2 separate regions of the Homo sapiens genome follow, and region 1 is linked to region 2. The links are chromatin loops, found by intact Hi-C in ENCODE. Cell type or tissue: IMR-90. All regions are shown on one strand. Each heading gives the region's core, and the rest is flanking DNA. Links, peaks and the distances in the headings are about the cores only.

Region 1 (12,600 bases), core at 2,217-10,216, 97 kb before region 2:
GAGAGGGATGAAAATCAAGGAAATGGATTCTAAATTTTATAGCTCCCCAAATTATAAAATTTTATCTAGTTACTTTTCACACTTTCATTCCTAAACTCCATGATTCATTTTCATCTGCGCCCACTCTAAAAGAAGCAGTGAAGAACACCCAATAGGAAAATAGGTTTTATTCATTAGTCAATTAATTTAAGAACCTATAGCTCCCTCTGATGACTTTTAGACTAAAATTTTTCAGGATTTGTGTAATATTTTTAATGTAGACAAACTTACTAATCATGATGAATAAACCAAGATGACGTATCAAATAAAGAATATCTATGCCTTAAGTGGATGTGGATTAACAAAGCAATGAATCGAGTTGCTTGTTTTGTGAATTCAAGCTCACTATCACAGGTACACTTGATTGCAATCCATTTGGTCAGAAGGTTACCAAAGCCTCAGAGAAGGTTTTTCCACTAAATCCAAGAAAGTGTATCTGAAATTACAAGATATAATGTAGCTGATCCCTCTTGGAGGCACAATTTTTGACAGAAATAGCTGCACAGATTGCATCAGTTATACCTAACTTTCTGATAATTCACAAAACACCTCTTCACATGGTTCTTAGGTGGGTGGCCAGGCCAGGAGGAGGGTATTTTTAGAAGCCTGTTGCTCCCACAACTGGCGCTAACTGGCAGTGTTAGGTAATTACAAAGGGCTAAGGGAAACGCATGTAAAGAACAACAATTTCAGGTGACAATTTAAGTGCTTAATTATATACTAAAAAAACCTTATTATTTTTATTTCTCTACTGTTAAAAAACGATGAACAACTTTATTCTCTGGGTACCCTAATATTAATAAACCTTTGGTTTTATAGGTTATACTGAAGATTTGAATCAGTTTGCTGTCTGAATCAAAGAAAGAAAACATAAAACAGGAGGAGAAGATTAAATGCAAGTCAGAAATTCAGTATCTGTTTAATACATGTATTTTTACCAAAATGATGGTGAAACTAAGCCACACATCCTGGCTCACTGAAAGCCTTTGTTGGAATACGTTGTTGGACATGTAAGACACACATGTATCCTTGCTTTATGGACGTATTCCAGTAAACGAGACACAAAGTAGTCAGGTTAGCCACCAGAGATTGAAAGTGCGGCATACAAGACTCAGGACTTAAAAACTAGGAGAGAGAGGGCATATTGTACCAGACTGAATTATTTCCTGTCATGACGTGTTTAAAATTCTAATACAAAGGTAGCAGAAAAGAGAGATCAATAAATGACGTTATATTCTATGTATCCAAAAGGAAGAACTTTCTAAAGAAACGAAAAGACCAAAGTAAAAGGCACTAACAAGTAGATGCAAGTGAAGGAGTAGAACAGTATTGTCAAAGCTAAGGAGCCTGCAGAGAAAACCATCAGAATGGCTTAAACAACTACACTTTGTAAAGCAATTCAGTCGACTATTTAAAAATTTCAAGTTAATATGATGTGTAGCTGATTTTAAGGATCTAACTTACATGCAAGAAAAACATTAGTTTAAATTATTTGCTTTTTAAATATTCCTAATGCATAACAGATAAACACTGAAGTGAGGCTGGATTAATTCATAGTTGCTCTAATACCAGATGTATGTGGGTCATAAAGTAAATGGATCTTTCCAAAAGCCTTTGGGAAAACCCCGTGAGGCCAGTTTTGAGATCTATCAGTAGCAGGAAAGGTAAAAAGGATTCAGTAAAAAGCAAAGCAGAAGGTAGGAAATAATGTTACCTTAGAAACTGATGTATTGTGTATTTTTGTCTCCTTGTTTAATGTTTCTTAAAACAGAGAACATGATTTGCTTAAATGTCAAACTTGGAAATCATATTGATCTCAAAAGATCACTTCGTTCAATATTAAGTTTTAGCCTAGTCAAGAATTTCTTAAGATATACCAAATGTATTTTAAAATATTTTAAAGTGCTACTTCAAAACTCTAAACTACAATGTTTTTTAAAAGCCTTATTTCTTCACAGCAAGGAGCTTCCAGAAACCACTAAAACATTCTTGCCCTTTGAATGTCTGGGCATGGTCTCTTCATGTGTTATTAATAAGCTAGACGAAGTATTTATATTAATGGCCATACAATGAATATTCAACTGCATGTGGACTCATACCACAGGGCTATGAAAACCGAAAACCACCTTCACGTGGACTTGCCAAACTACCCGATTATACCAAACTTTTCATGGCTTAAACAAAGTTATATAAATGTTCACTATGGCAACAACACCAGATGTATGCACAAGGAAATATCTGCAATTTTAAAGGGGGAAACAAGAAAAACTGCTCACACAACATAAAAGTTAATTTTACATTAGTATCATTAATATTATACTCACACTGTAACAGCCAAATAAACCTTGTGCTTTAAAAACAGATCAGGTCACTTGAGTCGTCTGCTGCATTCCGCTAAGAAAGCAAAACCTACCATGCATGGCAAGTGTTGACACTCTTCCTCAATGACTTTTATTGTCTCTGGTCAACCTGTAGATCTTCTTTTTCCAAGCATGGAATCAGAATACCTCACTTGTAGAAAGTTACATCAGTGGTATTAAAAGCATATTGAAAACTTTAAAAAGTTGATCCAAATGGAAGTCATGTTTTTAAAAAAAATCAAAGTTATTTCTCTAGTTTATCGGAGCATTTAAGGTTTTTTTAATCCAACAAGTATTTATTTAAAGAATGATCTTTATGTGGCTGAAATGAGAATGCACACATGATAGTTTTTCAAGGCCAGCAAGCACTTCCTAACCAAATCCCCCACTTCCTTTGCTAGCTAAACATAACTACTTCAACTGTGTACATCCTTTAAAAAGTTAGAAGAGAGCACCTCGCATGTAATAGCAGGCAGCTGGGAAGCCAATTGGTGCAGTCGGAGTGCACATTTTAGAAAGCAGCTTTTTAACATTCAATAACTAAGTGGTAATTGGACACAGAAACATAAACTGTCAAACTGAATCAAAACCCCTTTGCTTTTCAGAGAATTATTTGTAAGATTATACTAGAATTAAATTTGAACATGCATCTACCCTATGCATTAGTCAAATTATGAAACAAAAAAAATGCTGTGCTTTCTTTGGATAAAATTAATGTCAGCTTTGCGTCCTTAAACCAGACCCGATCGGGAAATGAAATATGTTTAGTCCTGAAATAGTTGTGGTAATTCAATCCCTGCACTCTCCTTATTTTCTTGATGACAAAGAAAAACTCCCAACTGGCAGGGCCACCTGCACTGATTACTCCTCCATCCACACCCACAGAATATGAAAATGAGCCAATGATCATTAACCTTAATTTCTTCTAACATAAACCTCAGCTCTTTTTCAGTCTTGCTACTCAGGGAACTCCCCTGAGATAAAGGAAAAGAGAACGGGGGAAATAAGGAAACAGGGAGTGAATGCTCAGAGCAAAAGGCGGGGGGCGGTCCAAGTGAAAAGCGGAATCCACTGGCGTTTTAAAAACTGCACAGCCGGCTTATTAAACTTCATACAGAAAAGAGGTTACAAAGATAAAGAGATTCTGAGGCATCACTAACTCTCTAGATAGTGGGATACTTTCCTTTCTGAGCAAACAATGAGAAAGGCTGCTTCCTCTCCACCCTCCCTATCCCCGACCCTGGGCATCGCACTCCTCTACCTAGACATCACTATAAAAAGACAGCCAACAATAAAGATGGGTCTGGACAGTAGGAATGCATGTGTGGCGGTATGATCTCTAGTATGAGGACCAAAGGACCTCTACAACCAAAAGAGATTTCCAAGGTAAGCACTTGCAATTACAGTGGAGAATGTCTAGCACCTTCTGGTCATTCACATTCAAATACAGCCAACTGGAATCATTTTTGGTCCAAGCTGTGTGGAGCTAGATACCATTAGCATTACATCATCTTCTAATGGATGAGGAGCTAGTTGGGGCCCTTAAAAGAAACACAACTTGGAGGGGAGCAGGAAACCTTCAGAAATGCCAGTCTCTTTAGCACAGACATGTGTACTGAAAATTGTCTTGTAATGTTTGCCTACAGACCTTGGTATATCTAAAGAGGACTCCTCAAAGATAAGACCACAAAAGTGAGGAACAATTCAACAAGGCAACCACACATGACCCTGTGTAAAGCATTCCTGAAGCTGAAGGGAAAACAAACTTCAAAAATCATGACATTGCTGAATGAAAGCAGAAAGTCTTTAAAATGCGAGTTTTTCATTAAAAATATTAAATGCAAAGGCGATAAATGCTTAAAGAATATAATAAAAGTCGAAGTGTTTTTTCCTGCAAGTACATTTGCAAGATGCATGGTGCCCACCCAGTGCAGGCAGACAGAGCAAAACTTTCATCTCTCAGTTATCCCCTCATTATTTCAACCACAAATCAAGTAGCAGTCATGAGGAGGGTGAGACAGAAAGGCAGAGAAAATAAACAACAACAAAGACAGAGACCTGGTTGCAATTTAGTATTGGATTCAGAAGCCCAATTTAAACTAAAACCTGGCTCTGGGGTGCTGGCCCTCATCTCCTTCTTGCCTAGCCTACGAAACGTAAAAGGCAAACACACACACACACACACACACCCTGTATTCTCTTTTCTTTCTCCTTTTTTTCCTTCCGTAATCAGGCTCTCAAATGTCAACGGTCCCCTCTGGAAGGAAGCGAGAACAGGGTATTGAAGTATGCAGTGCCATGAGTCATCTTACTAGATGCTCTAGCAACTGCCTGTGACCCAGCAGTGAGCCAAGATAGCAGGGCTTTTAATAAAGCAGCACGTTTGCACACTCACAGCCCTGTTAATTTAATACCTGCCGCTTGTTTACCAAACAGCACGGGCATGTCTCCGTGTCGGTAACTTCCCAGTGACAGTGAGGCGACTGAATCAGGGCATGGAACAGATGCACCTTTTTACGCTCTGTTACACTGTGTCACAGACTACAGCCCCTGAGCGCATTCCTTTATTTATCCTGCAGCCAGTTGAGCTAATTGTCAGAGACAGACCTGGTTCTAATTCTGCAGAGTCCAGCAACTGCTGGAGTGTATGTAGTGAGGCATGAACGGTGCAGAACTTTAGAAGGGAACAGTTGAAAAACAGAGTCTGAGGGTAGAGGCATAATCTGCCAATATTTTACTTAGACTTTGAAAATACCACCTGTCTCAATAGCAGGCTATGGGAGTGGGGACAAAAGTAAAACAACTCCAGTGTCAGAATGAAGCAGAAGCAAGCAAATGTCAAAGCATATTCCTATGTAAGGAGAACACAACACAGCAGCAATGGCATTCATTTTCCAAAGAATATGGTTCGGCCTGTGCAGTTGTAAAATATTCACAAGCTCAAAAACCTGGTGATAACAGGCCAATATTCAATGCGGCTCACACCAGCAGTTCTGCACAATACCAGGATTGAGCATTACAGAGATACTGTGATGCAAGCCCATTAATGACACCAAAATTACTTAAAAGACTAGTCTCTCAATCCTCCAGCCATACAATTTGAGTCTGCTTGATCATGTGTAGACAAAGAAACTCCCATTTATTGTTCTCCTCACACCCTGTGGTATTAGAAGTGTTTCTTATGAGCTGTAATACCATACTCATATTTTATCAGTAGCAAGAGTTCACTCCAGTTAAAGTTCTTCACCCGTCATGGGCATTTTTCAGCAAATTAATGTCTTTTACTTGCATGACTTCCCTTCATATTATAATTTGGGGTTTAAACGGATCATAATACTTTGCAGAAAGTAAAAAGAGAAAAAGAGCTCAGTGTTGATAATTTTTACCACTTATGACTGAATGACCTCAACTGAGGAATAAAAAATTAAGTCATTTGTCTTATGAGGTACAAAGGACATTTTACGGTGTACAATTTAGCTAATAACGGGTTCAGGCCAATCCTTAAGAAGTCACATGTTTCCATTGTCCCTTCACCCCCTGCTTGTGTTTTTACCACATCCTAACAAAAACATGACCAGAACTGGTGAAAAACATACGGTTCCAACTAATGAATCACATACTTTCCCGCAAGTACAGTAAGTACTACCAGCTGTGTGACAGTCTTGCTTTGGCAGTGGGACCAGCTTAGAACAAGCCGGCTCATCTGAAAGCAGCTGTACTGAAAAACCACAAGCAATATAAGTGTGTCTGCCTTCTCAGGGCGGCTTTGTCTCTGTTCTATGTCTCTGCTCTGTCCCCATAATGTGCCAGCCATCTTGTTTAGAGAAAGTTTCAGAAATTACAGTGGTAGGGAGAAAATCCACACATTCAAAAACCTTAAGTTTTCAGAAAATGTTGTCACTTTATCAAGTGGAACGCCGTGAGAGGTCAATTAAAGGAAAACACCTCTCTCCCACATCCAGCCTTCCACATGCATCTTTTGGGGTTTGCCTTAGATGTAAAAGTGTGCGTATTTATGTATCTAAATAAGTGAGGTGGGAAACAGGGGGAGGAACGGCACAGGATCCAGCTACTTACAGATGGGCTGAGGCATGCATGCGAACACACACAAACACACACGCAGAGCAATTCGCAGATTATCAACTCATGCCATGAGCTACTGCAAAAAAGTTCTATGATTTTAAACTTGCCATTTATACAACAATAAGCTTCATTTGTAACCACAAAGCATTCTGAAAAAGATTCCCTGGCAAGCCCCAGATATTTTTACACAAATGCACTTTTCCTTTCTGTGAAACAACATTCAACTGGATAATCATTGCTGTTAAAGGGAAAGAAAGTCCAACAGCATTGGTCTAGAAATTTAAGTGGAAATAGTAGGATTTTTAAACTTCTGTAGTGTCTGAAGGCAATAAGTAATTAAAATTTTTTTAATGTCATTAAGTGATCAGTAGCTTGTATGTAAGCACCTAAGTACCATCTCAGGCTTGTTCTGCAAAAAAGAAATACCTACCGTTGTCATTCTTGACTTTTCCAAAGTCTCAATCAGAAAAATAAATACAGAGTAGTGAAATTATTTTTGGTTTTTGTCAGTGTTTCACATACAGAGAAGTCAAATGTAAGGACTAATCGGGAAGGTTTACCTTTTATGTTTACTTTTATTGCCTAATTTAGCCAAACACATTACTCTAAACTATAATGTTGTAAAGATGCTTGATTCGGCAATAATCTAATCCAAAAATTATATTAACATCACATCTTTTTATTTACACCATAGTTGTGTGAATAATTTTCGTTTTGAATGAGCTATCAATGTAATACTCAAAAAATGGCCAGAAGACTCACTACATTCAGAAGATTCACTACATTAATTAGAGAAGATCTTGGCCTCTGTGGTTTCTTCCTAAAATTCACTCTTTCTAAATGAACTTTAATGTTTGTGTGTTTGGGGGAGTTCAGTGCTGGGCTGATCAAGGGCAAGTACTTAGGGTGAATCTAGAAATCACATTGAGGCTTACAATTGGATAAAGGCAGACAGCAGAACTGGGAGCACCAACAGTAGTGGGGAAAGAGTAAAGGATGAGCATCTGCAGGCAAACATCGGACGAACTCAGGTTCCACTCCAAACCACCACATAAACCAAGTCACATGATTTTTTTTTGGTTTCCCAGTGCATATAAAATTTGTTTATTCGATGCTGTAGTCTATTAAGTGTGCAATAGCATTATGTCTAAAAAAAACAGCATACATACATCTAAAATACTTTATTGCTAAAAAATGCTAACAATCGTCTGAGCCTTCAGTGAGGTGTAATCTTTTTGCTGGCAGAGGGTCTTGCCTAGATGTTGATGGCTGCTGATTGATCAGGGTGGTGGTTGATGAAGACGGGTGGCTGTGGTGTCTACTCATAAAATAGACGGTTTGCCGCATCAATTGACTCTTCCATTCAGAAAAGATTTCTCTGTAGCATTGATGCTTTGGATAGCATGTTATCCACACTAGGACTTCTTTCAAAATTGGAGTCAATTCTTTCAAACTCTGCCACTGCTTCAATTTGTAAAAGAAATGCAGTATCTGCAGAGTGCAGTAAAGCCAAGTGCAATAAAAGGAGGTATGCCTATGTTCAAGCCTGAAGAACAGACTTAACTAATACATAGACTTGAAACAGTACACTGATAAACAGACATATAATTTTAAAAAAATATTGACTCATTTATAGCACTTAGTTCATGTTAAATCTAATAAAGAATACTAGTCTAAGTGGGAAAAGTCCAAAACTGGATTATTAAATTACACAGTAAAATCTATCAAGAAAGAGCTAATATGGCTGAGCCAAAATTATGATTAAATTATGATAAAAGCATTAAAACTCAGTTATTAATAACATGGAAAGATAGTTACAAAATGTTGATAAGCAAAAAGCAGCTTACAAAGCAGTGTACGCAATATGGTCCTCTATTTTTAAAATGAATACAAAAGACAAGTGAAAACAAAAAATGATTAACACCTGTGTGGAAGGAACTATTGGCGATGCTTTTACTCTTCTTAAATTCCATTTTCTAAACTTTATTTATTTAGCATGTATAAACTACACATAGGAAAAATAAGTGTACTTCTTTTCCTTTTTTTAAACAGTGTGAGAAATTTTATTTTTAAGAAATCTAGTAACTAGATTTCTGGTCCTCACCAGTAGTTACACTGCAAAACCTGTGTATTATTTAAAAATGTGGAGCGTTTCTTTTTTTGAAACAGAGTTTCACTCTTGTTGCCCAGGCTGGAGGGCAACGGTGCGATCTCGGCTCACTGCAACCTCCGCCTCCCGGGTTCAAGCGATTCTCCTGCCTCAGCCTCTCGAGTAGCTGGGATTACAGGCATGCGCCACCACGCCCAGCTAATTTTGTATTTTTAGTAGAGACGGGGTTTCTCCACGTTGGTCAGGCTGGTCTCGAACTCCTGATCTCAGGTGATCAGCCCACCTAGGCTTCCCAAGGTGGTGAGATTATAGGCATGAGCCACCATGTCCGGCCTGGAGCTTTTCTTAAAATCAAAAATTGATTTACTTTGAACAATTCTTTAAAACTACATTTATGGGGTACGTGTGTGTTCTCTATAAAATCTCAAGACAAATAACCAAACTTACTTATCCTCTCCCCGATACCCAGTTTCCCAAGAGTATTCTTTCATAATTTGAGCCAAAAACTAGCCTTTGCTAATTCAACTTTTACATAATTAATGAACCACAGATCTAAATCCTTATCTTTCTAACAAAAATAATACCTTTAAATAGCACTTAATTGCCAAAACACTCCCATAAAATAAGAACCCATACCCCCACCGAATCACCATTACTTAATCCCAAAGTCTAGAGGCTGCCCTGTAGCGCACAGTCCAGGGCACTGGAGTAGTATATAACACCATCACAGGATCAATGCAACAGAGCGAATCTGTTAAATACGCTTATCCACATTGAAACATGGCAGAAATAACTAGGTTAATAACCATACTCCTATAACAAGGGACTTAGAATCACAGCCAATAGTCAAGAAGATTTATTATTAAAGAAGCATTCAAAGTTTTTCATTCTGCAACTGAGAGGGCTGGTATGAACAATCATTTGGCAAATACTTATTAACTGATTTCCGTGGCCTACCATCGTGTCCAATGTTTGGGTTTGAACAAATATAAGGAAAAGCATCTTGACATAAAAACCATCTAGTGAAGGAGAAAATTCAAATAATTTATCACGTTGTGCAGAAGAGCAGAAACACACAGAGATTTCCAGAGAAACAGAAGAAGGCACCAACTCAGGTAGGGCTTTAGAACAACTTCAGAAAAAAAGACAGAACATAATGAAGCTTAAATACAAGTTTAGTAGCCAACCAGGCAAGATAAGGACTAGGGAGAACAACATGGGAGAATGTTCCACGATAGGAAATAGCACAAAATCGGCAAAGAACTACCAGCTGATCTGTGTTGCTGGGGCAATAAGGCTGAGGCAAGAAATGACAAGAATGGCAGACAGGGTAAGGGGCAGGTCCAATCATGTAGGGTCTTGTTTGTCCCTTTTAAGGAGATTCTAAGTTTCCCTTCACCTAATTCAGCAGTGAGAATGCTCAGTCTCCTTACTCCAGAAGAGTCAGGACTACCCATGTCATCTTGCATATGATGGTAGGAACTATTCCCTCCTTTTTTTTAATCGTTATTTTTATTTCAAACAAGTATTTACTGAACCCCTTCTATGTTTTAGGCACTGAGATCTCAGGATCAGACAGTCTTGCTCCTCCTCTGTCCCTCCAGGAGTTCACTTTCCGTGGATCCCCCACATTCGGTAATAATTTCTTTAAAAGCACAAACAAAAAAACTGGCATAGCCTTGTACATCTTCTGGAGTCTGATGGCTAAGAAAGACTAAAACGGGAAAAAAAAAAAATCTGTGTATGTAAAAGCACCATATTCCCAAATCATTTTATCAGGTCACATTCTGCCAAACTGATGAACTCTTAATTTAAGGGAACAATTTGTCAAGGCTCTGCTAATTGCAGATATTAGCATATCAGACCAACCAAAACTTAGAAAACTTATTCTCTTGATAAAATAACAGATGTGGCCATTTTATATAAGCCATAATGCAGACAGCATACACTTAGGTCTAGAACACATCTTTGCTCACCCATTACACTGAGTACAGACTGCCATGTCTCTGAATGAGACACCCATCCCAAGGTCTAATTTAACGCCATCTGGTAATATTCCAGATGCAAGAGTGTGATGCAAATTTTGATGAGTCAAATTTTAGCACCAACTTTTATGCAAAAGTCTATACCCTGTAAAAACCACTTTCTCAATAATTCCTAAAGCAATACTCTTAGGGAAAACAATATAATCGAGTTTTATAGGAGGGTAGGTTTCTTAATACCAGCTGGCAATATTTGGGCCCCGAAGCATGAGAACTGATCATATTAAAATCCAGATACCAGCTATTATATCTAAAATTGTTGCTTCATTCATATTTAGCATGAAGAGGAGCCTATCTAAAGCAGGCTCTATTTAATACAATGTGGTTTTAATTGGAGTCTGTTTTAGATGAGCCACCTGTATTTCATCTTTTTAAAATTATCCATAATTTTCTGCGCAATTTGCCTCTGCAACATAACGAAGAGCAGTTAGTTATAAATTATTGCCATTGTTTAGACGTCTAAGAAGAGAAAAAACTCTCTATTTACTGAAATACGATGGCCCTGTACCAAAGAACAAAATGGGGAGCCCAAGGTTCTAGTTCTGTCCCAGTGCACAAATGAACAAGGCCATACATAAATGTTATTAATAAGCCTTAACTAGAAAAACAACAGATTAAAACCCTGTTAGTCTTACTCCAGCTAAACTTCATTTATGGCTACTCTGAAGCCTACTGTTACAATAACTAAAGTCTCACATTCTTTTCTACTTAAAAGAGCCTCTTTTTAAGCATTTCTAACCGTGAAAATTCTGCTTCCAGCAACTACCTCAAATAACTTTTTTTGGTAGTGCGGTAGCTCTACTTTGCAATTATGTCTATACCAATATATTCTTGGTTTGTTTTCAACTAAAACCATTCAAAAGTTTTTATAATATCATTATTTCTTCAATATTTTCCATCTTCATCGTGTTTATCTAATAATTGTTAAGGTATCCGGAAATACAGTATATCGTAACATCGTGACAATGTTTCCTATTCAGATCCAAGTAAATAGCGGTTTGCAAACTAAGGTATGTTTATTTCTGTGATGGCTACAAGAACCACCCAAAGAAAACATCTAAAATGCAACTTTTAAAGAAGATTCTTCAATCAATCTGTTCTGAATTACCAAAAACATACCCCAACAGGTAAGTCAGAATTTCAGTGGGTGCCAAATATATTATAATTATTTTTGATAACATGCTAAAATAATGCTTACTCTAGGCTATTTAGCAAAAGATAAAACTGTCACAATCCATGTAAATGTGCTGACACTGTTTATTAAACTACCCTATCCAAGCGTTTCTCTTGATGCTTACCAGCTAATACAAGTGATTCCTAACTAGTACTTCTCTAAACAAACTGTTCCACAAGACTCTACTCATCCCGTGTTCTGACAGGACTATTTATATGAATAATATTCCCCAATTGCAATTTGTCCACTGTGCAAATTCAATGGACTTAGGTATGCTATAGAAACAGCATCTTTCTCTTTGCAAATGTCAATGTATTTTTTTCCTTCAATATACTGTATCTATTCCTCTATTATTAAGTTCTGAGCTTGCTTTACCTTGTCCGCTATTTAAAACATTCTGATTTGAAAGTATCACCAACAGCTTATGTGATTTTCCAAATTTCTCAAAATACAGTTGTCACCATTAGTCACATGAAGTCTGGATACTGTCTGGTGACAAATAGGTAAACCAAATATGATTATTGTTATTAAGAGTAACCTCTTAGTCACCAAATTTATCCTATAATTAGACCTTCAAATATCTTTTTTTTTTTTTTTTTGAGACAGAGTCTCATTCTGTCACCCAGGCTGGAGTGCAGTGGCGCAATCTCTGCTCACTGCAAGCTCTGCCTCCCGGATTCACACCATTCTAGTGCCTCAGCCTTCCGAGTAGCTGGGGCTACAGGCACCTGCCACCACACCTGGCTAATTTTTTGTATTTTTAGTAGAGATGGGGTTTCATTGTGTTAGCCA
Region 2 (12,600 bases), core at 2,916-10,915:
ATAGAATTAAGTCACCTAATTGTCACCAGCCAACCAATGGAGCAGGCATACACTTTCTGCATGTCTACGCATTACATATAAATGCACTACCATAATGTGGCAATATGGGATTTTTAGTACTTTCAAGACAGTAAGTCCTTCCACAAAGTTTACAGCCAGACTTTGGTTTTGGTTCTTTCTGGTACTCTAATATTTATACCTAAAAAAGAAAGAATAAAAGAAAAGCAATATTAAACAGCAGCTAACTCGCTGACTCCAAGTTAGGTTCTGGCATGAGGTCAACAATGAGAATGTTTGCAGGCATTCTCACTCAGGGACACTCTCATGAATATGCTCAGTGTATAATTACTCCCCATATCTTGCCGGTGACATCCCAGCCATGTCCACTGACCTCCAGCACTGGCAGAGGGCGCAGTAGTGGGCAGCTTTCTTAATCTATGCCTGATCAGGTGTCCCAAATAGCCACCCTAATGATTTAAATCAATGAAATTCTTCTTGATTTAAATGTTAATGGAAAGGGAAAAAAATTATTAAAATCCTCTAATGGAGATTCTCATTTTAATATTAGTTTTGTTATTATTTTAAGCCAGCTGAAAGCAATTACTTGTTGTCATGTAAAACGTTCACTAACCTGTTATCTTCCTTTTCAGACACCCAGTTCAGGTACTCCGATCATAAAATGTGAGTTCTGAAGAACTGTCTAGAGAACCAATAGCCACTAAAAGACACCTTAATAAAGTTGAAAAATTCATGACAGTCTCAAAAAAGCACAGCAGGTAACAATATTGAAAGCTATGTCTTTCCCATACAGAATATGTTTCAGTCTTGTCAATTTTAACAATCTGTATGCCTTGTGAGACAATGGGTTAAAATTTATTAAATACAAAACAAGAGTGAATCCTCCTCATGTGTTATGTATACTGCATGCTTTAAATTTTAATTTCATAATACCATCCATTAATACTGGTCCTACCATCATTTCAAGTCCTTTTTTAAATGTTTCTGTTAACTCTTACTAGCTGCAGTTTGTCTGAAAGAATCATCCCTTCAACCTACTGCACTGCCCTTGGTATCTTTTCCTTCTTGTAGGGAAATAAGCTCGTGTAGAAGTCTAACTGCACAAAATAATAAGTCCAAGAATTAGGTTTTTAAAAGAAGAAAAAAGGAAAGCAAAATCTCTCTTCAACTAAGTACTTTCTTATACAGGCTAAGGATCAAATTGAGCTGCCTTTCAGCACCTCTGAATGATAAGCCAGGGCCCCTGGTTACACGTTTTTATCATGCCCTTACTCAAAGAACCCTTCTACAGCAACACTCGAGACAGTCCTGTCAGCACTCACAGAGGACCACACCTGAGGGTGGCACCTCTCTCTCATGCCTCTGCCAGAATGATGTATTGGCAAAAGGGTATTTATTCAATTACTGCTACGTTTCAGGTGCATTTCAATTCTCTTCTATTAAGGCAAAAAGGGCCAGTGAAAGTAAGGAGGAATTCAGAATGAGAGAGATGAGAAGAAAAGAGAATAAAGTGAGAAAGAAATTACCTCTATGAGAAAGGAAATAGGAACAGAATAACCTTGTATTTAGGTCATTAAGTAAATTTCTGCCAACCAAATATGAATGAGATTTATAAATCAACACCACTCAATGACACATAAACCCTAAAGACAGTAGCGAAATAACATTACAGTTCAAAAGCATTGAGTAAATAAGACGTCAGATATGCTCAAGAGAATCAGTTGTTTCAATGAGTAACTTCCTACTGTTCAAGATTATTTTCATTTTCTTTACAGAGAGAAATGAAAAACTGATGGGCTTAATTAAAGAAAAACAAAAGGATATTATTTTGTTGTTAAAGGATCAATTCTTTTTTTTAATCGGAATGATGATTAATAAGTTGAGAATTTGGTTCCTAAACTAGCCAATTTGAGTAATGTGTTGTTTTTCCACAAGCATTTCCATTAAAGAAAGCTCTATGAATGAAGAAAACATACAGCGATTCCTCTCTTCTCCTGATCTCTGCACTTCGTGGCATGAAATGCTACATACAGCATTTGAACAGAATGACACTGCACACTGTCTCCACCCAAATGAACTCCAGTCATAAATTTTTCACCTGAGGGTTTGAATGTACACTGTGAAATCTGCGAGGCTTCCTACAGGGAACGCACAAATTAAAAAATAATCAATACTTTTATTTTTCCTATTCGTTAAACTTTCTTTAAACCTGGGGAGAAAGATGGCAGTACAGGTCAGGCTCAATGAGGAGGAAATGTGGGGACCCTGGATGTCATGGCCCCAGACATCATTTCTGGGATGCCATCTGCACATTTTAAAACTTCTTAGACCTTGAGCTGCTTAGCAGATTTTTTTCATCTTATTTTTCCTGCATCTTTACCAGTTTTTCTTATAGGAAAACATTCCCTCTATTACCCAATGTTTTGTTTCTATGTGAGGATATAAAGGCTGTTGTTCCTGAATTATGTCTCTTTTCCTTTGTTTCTCTAAAGCTTAAAAATAGATGTCAGTTTCTTGAAAGGGTCTTTGACTCCCTTTCTCCTGTCTCCAGGGTCCTTACAGTAGATGAAGATCGCCCAGCAAAATGTAGAAGCCAGCTGCTTTTCTGGAAATAAAAAATGGCATCAGCTTTGGCAGACAGTAGTGAGATCCATCACTTCCTAGGACCCCCAAACAATCTTCTGACCAAGGTCTGGAGAAGGGTGGTCACTGAGCAGCACCATAAACAGACCACAAAAGCGTACCACCAAAGGTACAAGAGGATTTTCAAATGGCGAATTATTTCTACACGCATAACAAACCAGGCTCCAAACCTACCGTGAAAGGAAATCTTGGAACATTATATTCCATGTTCTTTGGACAATAACAAGCAGGGAATCCCACAGAAAATTTCTCTCACTGAAAAAGTCAACCTACCCGATTCACTCTGTTTTCTCTACAACCACAAAGTTCTCTGACAGCACTCTGGGGGGAAAAAGGAGTTAATTCCTAGATCGATTCAAACACTAAGGTTCAAATTATAGACACAAGCTAAAAACAAATTCCAATTTCTTTTCCTCTTTCCTTTTGATATATGTGCTAATCTAGAGTGCCAAGTTCAGAAAATACCTCTTGGGCTATACAGAATCATTAGCTATTCACGTTTACAAGGAAAATCCTCTCAAAAGCTTTGCAGACAGATGACGGCAGATGCCCAATGCAACTTTTTTTAAGTGAGTGTGTGTAATGCATACAAGGTAGAGAGAGGGAGGCACCAGAATTTGTGTTTTTCATTCAAGTGGATGACGCCAGCTCACTATCTGTAACGGACTGTTCCTTTGGAATCAGCTCCCTGTGTCACAACGACCTGGCAAACTTGAATGCTTTCACTATCACTGGAGTCCTTGCAATCCTGCCTTGGTTGTGACCCATTCACTTCTGCCCCAACTTCTCAGAGATGCCTTACTCAGCATCTAATTAGTCAGGGAGGATTTGCCGTGGCTCTTAACCCTGACATGGGAGTGGGAGGATGTGCTGCTGTGGCAGCCCAAATCTGTCCTGTCACTGCATTAATCAGATTTCCATAAAGCTATGCATGAATAATTGGATTTATCAGTGAATGTGAATATACACTCATAAATATAATTATAAAAAATACCTACAATTATAGATAAGATATCTGCACCTTAGAGGGATTTATTTTTCAACTGCAGTTACTTGGCTCACCTTAGCAAAAGGCTTTACAAATTACACAAACATAATAGACCTGTTTGCAGATGACAGAAAGGTGAGAAAATTAAATAATTTCAAAACGATCACCTACTGTGTTCAAATTCATTTAAATGAATCATGTTGAAAATAAACTCCAAATTTGTGCACAGATTTTTAACATATACAAAATACACACCTGAGAATATGTTTGTGCATGCTTTACTTGCGTTAACGTTTACATGTACATAGAATACCATATATATAAACTGTTACTTTCCCACTGCATTACAAATGAGACGGTATCTCTTATGTGAAGTCTGCATGTTATCCATAGACCTTCAAAGTTTAGGACAAACCAAGCACCTGTCTCTATGCTACAATTTGTATCTTAACAAATACAAATACCCAAATATTCCTACTTTAGTGTTACATTATCAGACAATATACTGAGAATTATATTTGAATATATGTCTATTGTTAAAAATAAAACATATTACCACTCAAATTAAGAGGGGCCTAAATTGGAGGTCGTAGCCTAGTAATTCAACAGGCTAAAACTGCATGCCTCTTAATATAAATATTTATTTTAGCATTAAGACCACAAGTTTAGTCAATTTAATCCTTTTTTAGTAAGACAAGATCATCCAAACATACTAACTGTAAGGAAGGGAGTAAAAAATGGAGAAAACTGCAGAAAGCAAGCTAGGGATGGATGATGCCTGGCAATGAAAGTCGTTTTCAAAGACCATTAACTATCAGCTGCTTTACTCAGGGCTTTGATTAAATAAGAATATACATCCTATGTAAAAAGGGATGTCTATTTGAGTGGGACAGAGTTTAGAATAAAAATGCGTTGTATGAACTATAAAGAAGACCCAAACCACAATGTACAACTAGGCGTCTGACTTGTAATACTATATATATATATGCCTTTTAAATGACTAGTGAATAAATACTCAAAAAAATTGGGGGGGGGGACAAAAACATTTTCATTTAAAAATATAGATTCCAGAAACTGAGATTGTTGGCCTATATGAATAGAAAAAAAAGATTTCTTGAGGAAAATTCATATTGAGCACTGTTTTAAATGGATTCTAGCAATGTTATTATACATTTCTTATATTTTATTTATCATTTCTCTGAAAGGTGCTAGATTTTTATATTAGTAAGAAAGTTTGCTTTTACTCTGTCATATCTCTGGTGAGCAGACGCTCTGGTATTAATGTAAATCGTTGATTTAATTTTTAGCTTTCTTGGTTTGCCCCTCACCTATCTAAAAAATGATTTCTCTGGTGATAACTAACACATCATGCTAATGAGAGAATCTAATGCACAATAGAAAAATGTCACTACTAATAATATTTGCATGAAGTTAAATAAAGCAACTGTAAGAGAATGTCAGACAGTTGTTCTTTAATAAGACACAGTTTCACAATGAAATTATGTTGTTAATTTTGTTACATCATCGGGTGAATCCTAAATTACTACATAATGATGCAGAGAGTCATTTATAATCCTAACTTAGTATTTCACTCAAGTATGAAAAAAGACCTTATTAAGGGATCTACATTTTATTTGAAACAGGTTAAATATACCTCACCAATAATAAAAGGTAAATGTCTCTAGTAACACATTAAATGTGGGCTATAGCTATATACCTTTATGGTTTCCTTTCTAAAAAGATTTTTAAATAGACTGGACTATTACATCCCTTGAGATAGCTACAAGAATTTTATTTACTATTCTCTCAAATGCACAAAATATTTATACAAATAGAAGAATTGCCTCCTCAAGTGTGATTAAAAAAAAAACTTTGAAAAGCAAGCCTCATTTTTTGCTTTTAACAGTACCTTGTGAAACTAAAATAGGCAAAATAAGGTTCTTTCTCCACCTGTCACTGATCAAACTGATCCAAAGAAGAACTCCCTTTACACAAGTGTCATACCCTTTAATGTTCTCAAATACTCAGCTATATACATAGAAATAATTTGAGAAAATCATACTTGAGTATAGAAGAAAAAATGTACAGGCACAGGAAAATGTAGTCAAATAGACTTCACTTGAACTTTAGGGGCACATACTTCATCCCACTAAATCTAAATTGGCTTCAGATTGTGATTATTTGTTACTATTAGACAGAATGAAAGATGTACATTTAAGCAGATCCAACTTTGCTCATATGAAACAAAAGACAAAGATTTTTGTATCCCTACTTCCTAGTTTACTAATAGAACACATAAAACTAGATTATTAAATTTCAGTATTCATGGACATTTCCCACAATTTTCTCTATAGTTAAATACTGATGGTAAATTATCTGTAACTCAGTTTTGAAACCTTTTATAGCAGCCCTACTAGTCAGAGTTTTCAAACGTCTAAATAAATAATCAGGAAAATATTAGTTTTTATACTATTAAAGAAAACTTTAAAAAAAATAACCCAATAAATTTTATTCATTTCATAAGCTAAGTAAATTTTACTTAGAAATAAAATAATCATAATCTAGAGAAACCTCTTTATGCCTCAGCAATGAGATGTACAGAATTCTACATATTTGATTAAACTGGACAAACTTTTACCTGTAACAAAAACTAGCGTAACTGTATATATTGAAAGTAATACTCGTTTAAATGGCTGGCTTCAAGAGATATCAGAGATATAATTTCAATAAGTCTCTCTCTCTCACACACACACACACACACACACACACACACACGTGCTGAATCAGCATTGCTGATGAACTACAGGTAAGAAAAACAAACATATTAAATATGAACAGCACACATACTTTCACTCACATAGTTTGAACTTAAGTTATGTAATATTTATACAAACTAAAATGTCATCTTGAAGAGAAAAAAAATGCAAGCTCATATCCTCTTTTACATGCTTTCCAAAAATGCACAAGAGGTAAACATTCAGTGACCATGACAGAAAAAGGTGGGTTGGGGGGATAGGAGTGATTGCTAACTACATCAAAACCAAAAAAAAAAGAAAACATATTTAAAACTGTGATTTCTCTCCTTTTGTTGTACTACTCTATTTCATAAATAGCATAATATTATACAGTTTTAATAGCATCCATTAAGCATAAATTAGTTCCCTATATTTCTATTCTCTCCATATAATCACTGATGCTCACCATTACACATATATGCACACACAGGTACACACAAAATATCCACACAGTCAGACAGCTGGATCAAAGACATCATAAATTGTCCTAATTCTGACCCATCATTTATATTACTTTATTTGTTTTTTAGTTAAAATGTTTTCCATGACAAAATCTCCTTAGATTCAAATCTACTTGGAAATGGGCTAGTGCCAAATAAGCAATCTAACACCATCTATGTGGTTCAATAGCCATTTATCAATTGATCATTATCTCTATCTGGTTTTATTAACTCTTTTCTAGCTAGAGGGAGACGTAAGCCAATCTTCCCTTCTAACACACACACACACACGCACACACACACACACGACCTCCACTAACTCAAGGAAAACCCTGAAGGTGACATCTAGTTTTAAAAGTGAAGCACAAGTTATTTGGTACTAAGGTTAGCGAAAACACTGCATTCCAACACGCGAGAGCCACCCAGGCAGGGATGCGTCGCGGAAAACACCTCTCACAGCGCTCTGCAGTGACAAGGAGCATCTCTGTGTGGAAATGAACTTTTCACTTGAAAGAATGGGAAATTGCACATGAAGAGTTACTTATTGGGTTGATGTTGATTGCATTTAAATCCCAGCTTACTGTATCAGCAGTAATCAGGGTCCCTCTACAGGATATGTCAAAATATACCTTATTCAAATGCATTTATCCTATTTAGAATTGTGTGCTAAAACTGTTCTCTAGCTAAATGCTACAAAACCCTGGTTGTAGGTATTATCGCTTGCAAATGTATTTCTAAACTTGTAGTAGTTTATAGCCTGGCAAATTGTTTTTTTTTTATTATCAACAACTTTAAATATCTAACTCAAAGTATTTAATTTTCGTGAACTCTTACAAACAAAAGCTTTTTAAAAAAAAAAAAAAAAAAAGCAGTTGCAGTATTTTTTTCCTCTTGAGTGGCACAACATTTCTTAATAACCGCCGTCAACTTAAAATCCAAGTATATTTGTCAATAGTACTTTCGTGCTGTGTGGATGATAATATCAAACTAACTTGCTTTGTGTGTGGATGATAATATCAAACTAACTTGCTTTGTGTGGGTTTGGTGTAGGCTTTGGAAAAGCAAGACGTGTCTAGGAGGGAGGCACCAGGGAACTTCCCTCCCTCACTTGAGCACAATCCAAGATGAAAGTTTCTGGGTTGTGTCCCCTTCGCTTCCTCTCACCCTCGCTCCCCCGCGGAGCCAAGGAGCCAGCAATTGTGCAAGAGGAGACCGGCGCACAGGGCGCGTATCACGGAGCGCATGGTACGAGCCGCCGGCTCCGGTGATTAATTATCAGTAACCGATGGCCTCGCGCTACCACGTCGGCTTTCCCAGCAGAGCCAGCAAGCCGAACGCCTCCAGCGCGGCCGGGACGGAGGAGCGGCTCTGGGGAAGACGCCGAGGCTGCGCCCGAGTGAGTGCGCCGGCGGGCCGGCGGGCGGGCGGGAGAGCGGGCCGGAGCCGGCGAAGGGAATGCAGGGGCGGGCGCAGAGGGCTGGCTGGCAAGGAGGAGCGGAGCGGAGGAGCGAGGACCGAGCAGCACAGCCCGCCACGCACGCCGACTCCTCCAGCAACCCTCGGCGCTGGCAGCCAAGCCTGCACAGCCTCGTCTCTCTTCTCAGGTCTGAACGAAGCTGCCTCCAGCCACATGAAGTCAGTAGGGCTGTTCTGAGGGGCCCCGAGATTTGATGACTGTTTTTTAGGTTGCGGAACCTACTCCGAGAGAGCAAACACTTTGGACGAAGTGATTCATATTGATAGATACATTTGTTGGGAGGTGGCTTTTTTCATTCTCAACAGAAAACAAAGAAATAAATTAAGTCTTCCCCTGACCCAGATTGTACTGTGAAACTTTTCAACAATGTCTCTGCTTTCTTTTACTTCGGTATCCTTTCCCCTTTTTCTTTTAAGACGCCCTTAGGGAAACCATGAAGTAACCCTGCACATTCCAGTAACACAGTTATGACAAAACAAGAGCCTAACTAGGAAGTGACCACATTTTAAAAAGTATTTAGAAAGAAAAACACCAGAAACAAAAGTGCCCATAACAATTCAAGGTTTCTTAAAAAAAAGAAAAAAAAAATCAAGAAAGAAAGTAACTTACCTGTTGGGACATTCTGAATAAGAGGTTAGTATCAGCGTTTTGCCATGTCCCCATGAACCCTGGTTCAGCCGTAGTCGTTCTGGTTCCGAACTGCATGGAGTTGTCAGTACAGGAGTCTCTTAAAGTCAAGTCTCTTGCCCTCTTTGGCTCTCTGTCTCTCTGTGTCTCTCTTTCTCTCACATCCACTTCTGCCTCTTCTGACTGAAAAGTGAAGGTGGATTTTTTGAGCCTCTTGGCAGCCAGTAGCAGGAGTGTAGTGTAGTTAAGAAGCTGGCTGAACTGTGCATTTCATTTGGGAAGGGGGAGATTTGGGGGAGGGAGGGGGTCAGAGCTTCTTTCGCACCTTCTGCACAGATATCCCTATCATTTATGCATAGATTGTGACTCCCCAAGCTTGCCTTTGCTCAGTTTAACAGCTGCCTGTCAGGTGTGCAGGCGGCACTGGAGACCCAACCATCAGCTTCAAACTCTCAGCCACTGCATGTCATTGGATAGCAGAGCTAAGAGTCAACTGCACTGTTCCACTGTCAGGCACCAAATGACACCCTGCACTAACCCCTCTCCAGATATACAGATAGATACACACTTATGCACACTCCAGGCAGCACCACAATCACGGTGCACAGGGCAAGGGGAAGCTAGGGCCCTTCCCCGGGAATTTTTCTCAACAATGCTTTCTGATATAACACATAATATCTGACACCAGTCTTTGGCTTTAACATTTGTAAAACTGTGATACTTAAATTTTTTTTTAATTACACTGAAGAAAGTAAAATATTCAGCTGTAAGAGAATGTAAAGTTGGCTCAGTTATGGTCTAAATGTTAGCTCCTGAAAGTCATCTCGTATGTGCTGGGCTATTTATAACCACATAGAAACTCCTAAATAACGTACATAGAGATGTGACCTTATACTCTAAAGAGTAAGCAAATAAGCCTAGCAGTTTTTATAACATAGAAGATGCACAATAAACATTTGCCAAATATAAATATATACTATTTAATATCTAGTACCTCAGGCTATTAATTACTAAACTGGATGTTAGCTAATGAGAAACTGAATGGCAAAGGAAAAAAGTATACCTTTTCTTAAAGCTCAGAAGTAGAAAAAAATCCTTTGTTAAAGTTCCTAGATGAAGCATCTGCAATATCCTTTCAAATCGTTAAGAAAAGAAAAAGATAAACAAAAAAAGCCTGTCCCATTTCAGGCAAAAAGTAATGAATATAAAAACTCCATTTTTTATTCAAGATCTCTGTGGAAAATTCTATAACGTTTTCCTGCCTGATGAAATACACCCTTGATAACATGTCGTATTTTTAATTAAACAAGTCTTAAAACTATTCACCTATTTATTAGATAGTATTTGTCTGCCTTATTTATGGAAAAGCAGCACTGAACAAAATGCACTGTACATAAACAGTAAGTTCAAAATGGAAAGCTAAATTCATGCCATCTCATAAAAGTAGTCAGCAGGAAAAAGCCATCCTTCCTAAACTTAACATGTAAGGAACATTAATCTTCAACCACCTACAAATATCGAGGACAAATGTACCACTCTCCTTGTTCCTTCTTAACTCAAGAATAACAATAAACCTTACTCTCTGAAACAACAAAAGAAACAGAAAAGAGCTTCAATGGCAGCTCTGTGTCATTAGTGGACAATGAGAAAAGATGAGAAAACGTACACTATGTTGACACAAATGTGCCTTCCCCTCTAGAACCGACATCTCCTGAAAGCTTTTCTGTTAAACTTCCCTCCAGTTCCCCACCATTAAGCACAAAAAAGTCTCAAAAGAAGCAAATTCAATATCTGAGAGGAAACAAACAAGAACCCAAAGAATTGTTGCCTTAAAATATATTAAGTCCACCTGTGGTCAATAAAAATATTCTTGCTGGGGGGGAGGGCAGGAAAATCCCCTACGAGTCAATTGTCAACAGTGACTGTACCTTTAGTGCTAGCTATTACCCACTTAAACTCCCTCTAAAATTTGCTAGCCTCTTGATTTCTGAAGTGGCACTCAGTGCCTCAGTCAAGCTGCCTGCTCAGCTCCTGACCTTCCCACTAATGGCTGTTATTTGTGGGAGGCTTAAGGACACTGTCAATAGCAAGCTTCCTCCTCCTTCCACTCAGGCTCTGTTGTATCGCTTTGCCTGTGTGTTTTTGCCTGTGTTCTCTCTCGCCTCTCACTCGCCCTCTCCTTGTCTCTTTCTCCCCCTCCTTCACTCCCTCTTCCTCTTTTTCTAGCCCCCACCCCGTTTTTTCTCAGTCCTGCAGTCCTCTTCTTTCCCAGGTATCCTACCCAACACCCCACACACACACTAACAACACAAAAATCAACTGGCATGCAGCAGCAAGCACCTGCAGTAATAGACTCTTTTATTAAAACTGTTATTCTGCAAGACTTGAAATTCCCCGTGGACCGGGCCATGTCAAAGCCGATATAATTAACTAGAGGCTCAGCAACGGATCAATTACCAGACAAGCAAGTGATAGTGAAATCAATGAAAGATCATCAGCCACATTATCAGTGTTGCAACTCATTAGGGCAAAACTGAGAAATGTGCTCAAAGCAAGCCCAAGCAAGGTGGCATTACAAAACAAAGGGCTAATTTGGAGACCCTGCTGTGAACAATCTGTAACAGAATTAGCCTTTTTTCCCCCTAAACTGCACAGCTCCGTAACTAAATGTGACAGACTGAGAGAAGCAGTTTATTAAGACACCAACCCCAAGTTTATTTAGTTCATAAACTCTCTCCTAGAAAATCAATACAGTCTGTACAGGGTTATTAGGCTGACTAGCTAATACATCCAAATCTAGTCTGCCCAGCCAGCAGTCTTCTGACAAAATGCTACCCAGTATAGGCAAACTGAGCTCCTTCAGATATCATGGACTGAGGTGGCCCTGGCTGAAACACGTCTGCAATATAACATGTTACTGCCACAACACGAGCCTTAAAAGCAGCAGGATATCTTTCTAAGTTTTAAAAAATATTTTTTCATAAATATACAGTACTGCACCTGCTAAATGGATTTGCTCAAACAAAATCTTAACTACTTTGTAACACAAATTTACAAAGAGGACAAGCTCTGTTACAAAAAGAGACAACAATTAATCCAGACTCAATAATAAATAAGATTTTAAGTTTCTCTAACACTCATTTTAAAATAAATATTTGAAAAGAACATTTAATCCCTCTATAAATCCCCAAGATACATGATCTGAACTTCCACATATAACATACTGTGTAGAACATTTGACATTAGGATAATTTCTATCTAGCAAGTGGGACATCTGTATCGTTTTACAGACACAGGTACAAAAAAATACACCTACAAGGCACAAATATGTCTTCTGAGTTTTTTTCACTGGCTACATAGTCTGACAATTATGGAATAACTCTCTGGAATCATTTATATGAAAATTATTTAAAACTAGAAGGAAGAAGACAAGTATCACTTCCACAATAATTGCTTTTTGCTGCTGATTCTGAGTATTTCAGGTTAAAGAATCAGAAGTACTTAAAGGCCATCTGTTGGCTTTCCCACATTTACTGATAGTGAGAGATGGACCATGGAAATTATGAAGTCCACCAAACTAGGTTTCACTGCATCCAAGTTAAAGACATTGTG

The links. A loop is a pair of places that touch in the nucleus more often than their neighbours do. Peaks named below come from ENCODE experiments on the same cell type or tissue, not always from the same donor. Only the 100,000 strongest peaks of a DNase experiment are listed, where the experiment ranks them.
Region 1: a loop joins it to region 2, with 2.8 times the contacts of the local background. A loop is called at or near these places in 6 of 110 quality-filtered maps.

What each region holds. Positions count from the first base shown.
Region 1 is chr9:16,622,113-16,634,712 of GRCh38, forward strand. The region is part of intron 3 of BNC2 (basonuclin zinc finger protein 2); the gene reads right to left. Among named protein-coding and RNA genes, the nearest start is that of BNC2-AS1, 98 kb to the right of the region's middle. RefSeq lists an enhancer at 4,852-5,385. In IMR-90, for the core only: no CTCF peak of the experiment used is centred there; DNase peaks (open chromatin) are centred at 3,909, 4,679, 5,999 and 6,499; H3K4me3 peaks cover 401 bases; H3K27ac peaks cover 3,662 bases.
Region 2 is chr9:16,718,827-16,731,426 of GRCh38, forward strand. BNC2 (basonuclin zinc finger protein 2) reads right to left here. Exons shown (of 7, transcript NM_017637.6): 3 at 8,971-9,171. BNC2-AS1 (BNC2 antisense RNA 1) reads left to right here and starts at 7,988. Exons shown (of 3, transcript NR_151723.1): 1 at 7,988-8,129; 2 at 8,205-8,280; 3 at 8,489-8,698. RefSeq lists enhancers at 7,571-8,072, 11,323-11,870. In IMR-90, for the core only: a CTCF peak has its summit at 7,477; DNase peaks (open chromatin) are centred at 7,475 and 8,075; H3K4me3 peaks cover 2,084 bases; H3K27ac peaks cover 2,599 bases.